Regions from separate parts of the Homo sapiens genome. Here region 1 is linked to region 2. The links are chromatin contacts, found by Hi-C or POLR2A ChIA-PET in ENCODE. All regions are on one chromosome and are shown on one strand. Each heading gives the region's core, a stretch centred on a gene start or an enhancer-like site at or near the end of the contact. The rest is flanking DNA. Distances are from core to core; before and after follow the strand shown.

Region 1 (2,700 bases), core at 47-2,546, 39 kb before region 2:
ACTGGATTAAGAAAATGTGGCACATACACACCATGGAATACTATGCAGCCATAAAAAATGATGAGTTCAGGTCCTTCGTAGGGACATGGATGAAGCTGGAAACCATCATTCTCAGCAACTATCACAAGGACAAAAAACCGAACACCGCATGTTCTCACTCATAGGTGGGAATTGAACAATGAGAACACTTGGACACAGGAAGGGGAACATTACACACTGGGGCCTGCTGTGGGGTGGGGGGAGGGGGGAAGGATAGCATTAGGAGATATACCTAATGTAAATGACAAGTTAATGGGTGCAGCACACCAACATGGCACATGTATACATATGTAACAAACCTGCACATCGTGCTCATGTACCCTAGAACTTAAAGTATAATAAAATATATATATAAAAGAAAAATACCTTTGTCATCCTTGCAAAATTACTGGTTTTTGTGTATTTCCTTCCAGTCTCTTCCACTATTTTTTTTGAGATGGGCGGCGGGGGGGGGGCTCTCTTTTTTTTTTTTTTTTTTTTTTTTTTTTTGAGATGGAGTCTCACTCTGTCACCCAGACTGGACTGCAGATCACTGAAACCTCCGCTTCCCTGGTTCAAGTGATTCTCAAGTCTCAGCCTCCTGAGTAGCTGGGATTACAGGCACACGCCACCATGCCCAGCTAATTTTTTTTGTATTTTTCGTAGAGACAGGGTTTCACCATGTTGGCCAGGCTGGTCTGGAACGCCTGGCCTCAAGTGACCCGCCAGCCTCAGCCACCCAAATGCTGGGATTATAGGTGTGAGCCACCGTGCCCAGCCTCCAAATTTATTCTTACATAGTTGAATATATGGGTTGCATACTGCTTTTTCATTTAACAGTATAATTTATACATTTTCTCATATTGCCAAACAGTTCTCATTTTTGTTATTCTAAATAATGTTGCAAGGAGCATCTGTGTGCATCTGAATCTTTTCATATTTTGAATTATTTGCTAAGAATATATTTTCAGAAGCAGCATGAATGGATTACATAAAGACTTGAGCATTAAAGAGTTAACCTGTAAGTTCCTAACCCGAAAGTACCCTGTAGAAATCTCTTCATCTCAGCACATTGTTGGAGAGCCTATAGGAAAAAAAAGGTCACTTCAGCATATGTGATAGGATTGTGGGTAATTTCTAAAAAAATTCGGCATGCGAAGTCCATTCCGGGTATAGCACTATCTTGAGACCCAAGTCAAATAGTACTAAATGTGCTAAGCAGAGGTCTGTGTTTAAAGAAGAAATTCATTTGCTCTTAATAACTGCAGAATGCTGCATAGCTCAACGATGGAGTCAGAAGACTCCGCACGGCATCAAAGCCTGCTTCAATAAGATACGGGAGGCCAAGGTACAAGATAATCTGTCTTTCTCAATTAAAGTAGCTTTGTGCCCTAAGTGCAATAGTCATTTCTTAGAACAATGGTTGCCTTTAAAACTTTTTATTGATGGCAGAATAAAAGGACTAAACAAAACCAGAGTGTTTAAAGGTAATCTATATCCCATATACAACCCAAAGAGCGGTGTAAACAAGGTGATATGTCATAAAATGAAATGTGATACAGATAACCTTACTATTATCTTCTGCACAAGTTCAGATGAATTACAGTGCCTGAAATCTCCAAGCAATGGAAAGTAAGGCACACTGTATGTTTTGTTTTTGTTTTGTATCCCCTCTCTGCACCCCCTGCCACCCCCCAGTCCAGCCTGCTGCCAATAAATAAGAAGATTGACATCATGGAAGCATAGGACAAAATGAGAGCCTTTTCTTGAGACTGACCCTCGTGCTGAAGAACCGAAGGCACCAGAGGGGTCTCTGGGAAATGGTGCGAGAGTTTAGTTTCCATGCCAGGCAAGCTGACAGAACCTCTCAGGGCAGGATTACGGGTGCTTGAGAAAACTCCACCTCCTGTGGAAAGGCAGCCTGTCTTTGGTAAGGAGAAATCATGCTTCCCTAATCTACTAGAGCTTTGTGAAGGGTCAGAATAAGTGTGCGGATAAGGGGGAAACAGGAGACACAATCTCCTTACACTTTCAAGCGTCCTCTGACAGGTGCCACACCAAAGCATGTTAAAGGAGTTGAGTCACCATGGGAATGGAGAGAATGTTGGAAACAAATAGGGAACTGGCTTAGAGATAAGGAATAAAGAGTAAGGATAAACAAGTCTTTATCTGGATGGAAAAATGTGAACTGTGGGGCTCCTGCTGGGGAATTGATGCTCCTGGGGGGACCAAGTTAACTGGCCCTTAATGATTTGAGATGTGACTATCAAGCCCTTTTGCTTTCACAAGTCACATGTGGAAATCATCCCCATCGCCATAGAGTCATGGATCATATATCACCTTGAATTGTGACATCTCCAGTGACTTAGTGGGCTCCTGAAAGGCAGAGCATGGTTGATATTTCTGGATTCATTACAGTGACTAGCATCCAAGAAATATTTTGTGGCTTGATCTGTTGAGAGAAGAATGAGTGTACATTGAAATCTTCTGGCTTGCCAATGACCTTGAGCTCTTCCAAGTAGGCAAATACCAGCAAAGGGCTGTGAGATGCAGGAAGATACAGAGGGCTCAAGAATGGCTGAACATGTTCCCCATGGACAAGGGCAGGTTGAGTAAAGCATTTGAATTGCAGTTTTTCTTTTTTTTTTTTTTTGAGATTGAGTTTTGCTCTTTTTGCCCAGG
Region 2 (2,700 bases), core at 67-2,566:
CTTGTGATTTAGAATGCCATTTTATCTGGCTGCTTTTCCAGGGAGGTTTGGAAAATTAGCTGAGCCCAGTTAGATTAGAAAGAGGACCCCCAAAGTGGTGGAATGGGGACTGCAGTTGTGGGATCCTTGGTGGTTCTGTGGAGCTGGGGGCTAACTAGCTTTGGGGTGATTTTTCTGGATTCGATCCTGCCTATCTGTGCTATGATTCTTGTGTCACTCTGCAGTGTGTTTCCGGGCTCTGAATCCTCAGGGCCAACTCTCACTTGATATCTGAGCAGAGACCCCATCTGGATCTCATCTGACAGGGCTTGGTGTGGCTTCTACGGCAGCCATAATATTCCCTATGCAGATTGAAGTTCTCCTAGCCGAAGCCTCTTATTCACTCTGCAAGATACTGCTGGTGGGAGTAGATCATTCCAGCAGTCACCTCCCAGGCTAGAGGCGCCTTACCTGAGTAACTAGCTTAATCTTTTTAAGCCTTGGTTTTCTAATCTGTAAAATGGTGATAATAGTAATGTCTAACTCATAGGGTTGCTATTAAGTAAATATGGCAATAAATAGAAAAAGCCTTATATACTGCAAACACCTTATAACTGTACAATACATGTTAACTTTTCCTTTTTGTTAATTCTCACCTCACAACAGATACCTATAGTAGTCAGGTTTGTGATGCAGATCAAGGTGACAGTCCGGATTTGGGGTGAGAGTAAGGTTTAGAATTTGGATGAGGATAAATGTGTGGGATTAAATTCAGTGATTTTGAAGTGTTTGGGTTGAGACTGGTGTGGAGTTCCTGTGAGGGATGGTTTTAGGATTGAGCTTGGGGTCAGGATCATATGTGGGATGCAAATCTCTGGGAGAATTAGGGTTAGAGGGGGAGTTGGCTTTAAGGAAGTTCTTTCTGTTAGAAATAGAATGCCTACATCTGTCTATATCTCAGCATACACTCAGGAGACACACGGGGGCTCTAAAATTCTGGCTTCCTCAGGGGCTGAACTTGTCTACCTCAGCCTGAGCTATTGCCAGGATAACTCCTCCAGGCTCTGTTTTGGGGGACAGAGCAGTGTACAAGGTCAAGGCCTCCCTTGTGGAAAAGCCTAGAAGATCAAGGCTGGAGAGAATGTAGGGAACTCACTGTGGCTGCCCAGCTGTTTCAGTTCTGGTAGGTTCATTCGTCCTACACCTAAGCCCCAGGCCTCCCACCTCCAGCCGGCTTTCTCCCTAACAGACTCCACATTCTCCCTGGACTGGCCTCTGATTCCAGGACTCTGTGTCCCCAGAGAGTCTGATCTGACACAACTCCGATCTGATAGCTCCCTTCCATGCTTTACAGGGAGCAGCAGGGAGAAACCTTGGCCTGGCCTGGGTGCCTGCTCCAATGCCCCTGCTCCAGTCTCCAGTTCCTGGGGGAGGGTAGGACACAAAAGCCGGATCTCCCTGACAGCCCCATCCTCCTCCCTCCAGCCCCTCTCCCTCTCTCTGAGTTCCCTCCAGGGCTAGAGGAGGCCAAAGAAAACAGAGCGCTTCCCTAGCTCACTCTCCCTCTCTCCCTCACTTCCTGCTGGGGAAGATGGTTTACTCCCTCCCCTGCCCTGGCTCAGGACCTGGCCTTGGTGTCAAGTTTCTCCAGAGCTTCCAGAATCAGAGGCCCTGCATGCACTCAAGGTAGACCCCTCACCTCTTTCAATTTCACCTTTTTCATGACTTTTCTCTCTCATTCCAAGGCTGTTTAGCCCAGTCTCCACTCCCTGTAGTAAAGTTTTATTTTTCAGATGGTGGAAAAAATCCAATGGAAGGAAGGTTTCCTTGGGAGTGTCGGGCACGTAGGATGATGGTGGGGTAAAGGAGGACAGATAGCTGCTATGGAGAAGGGGTATCTGTGCAGCGGATAAGAAAGAGTCATGTGGACACAGGGATCAAACACACTTCCCTTTAGGCCTGCTGATCATGTGGGAAAAAAGCTCCTTCTTGCAGCCCAGTAAGAATGGCCTCCCTGGTGCTGTGCAACATGGTGACCCTGGCCAGTGGGCATCCTTAAAAGACCCTCCAGTAGCACCAGAGGGACAAGAGGCCCCAGGTTCATTTGTGGCCAGCTCAGGAGGCACTTTGTCAAAGAGCCTGAACTCCTGGGAATTATGGAGCCTCTGAAGCCCTGGACATTTCCTACCCCTGCTGAGAAAGCAAGAAAAAGAGAGAGGAGGAAGCAAGAGCAGAGTAAGTACAAAAAGAGAAGATGAAGGACAGTCTGGGGGAGCCAGAAGAGAGGACTGCTTATGGAGATTATTATTACTGTTACCATATCTTATGATCACCCACCTGCACCTGCAGGCAATTCCACAGAGACTGTTCAAGGATGATAGAAGAATCAGGGTTCCTTTATTTTATTTTTTATTTTTGAGACAAAGTCTCTCCCTGTCGCCCAGGCTGGAGTGCAGTGGCACGATCTCAGCTCATTGCAACCTCTGCCTCCTGGGTTCAAGCAATTCTCCTGCCTCAGCCTCCTGAGTAGCTGGGATTACAGGCATGCGCCACCATGCCAGGCTAATTTTTTTTGTATTTTTAGTACAGATGGGGTTTCAGCATGTTGGTCAGGCTGGTCTCAAACTCCTGGCCTCATGATCTACCTGCCTCGGCCTCCCAAAGTGCTGGGATTACAGGCATGAGCCACTGTACCCAGCCTCAGGGTTCCTTTTTATAGGA

What was found. A loop is a pair of places that touch in the nucleus more often than their neighbours do. ChIA-PET counts read pairs that join two places held with the same protein, here RNA polymerase II (POLR2A). Pooled maps may share reads with other maps.
Region 1: a pooled map shows a loop between it and region 2 (5-fold over the local background). The contact joins two enhancer-like sites. A Hi-C loop is called at or near these places in 1 of 50 pooled maps. POLR2A ChIA-PET finds 5 or more read pairs at or near these places in 3 of 52 experiments (AG04450, H1 and K562).

The regions. Positions count from the first base shown.
Region 1 is chr2:42,063,312-42,066,011 of GRCh38, reverse strand. No RefSeq gene overlaps it. Among named protein-coding and RNA genes, the nearest start is that of PKDCC, 17 kb to the right of the region's middle. Within about 2 kb of position 1,296, at least 4 of the 41 ENCODE cell types and tissues checked have a DNase peak (open chromatin) inside an H3K27ac peak, as active enhancers do.
Region 2 is chr2:42,024,111-42,026,810 of GRCh38, reverse strand. No RefSeq gene overlaps it. Among named protein-coding and RNA genes, the nearest start is that of PKDCC, 23 kb to the left of the region's middle. Within about 2 kb of position 1,316, at least 10 of the 41 ENCODE cell types and tissues checked have a DNase peak (open chromatin) inside an H3K27ac peak, as active enhancers do.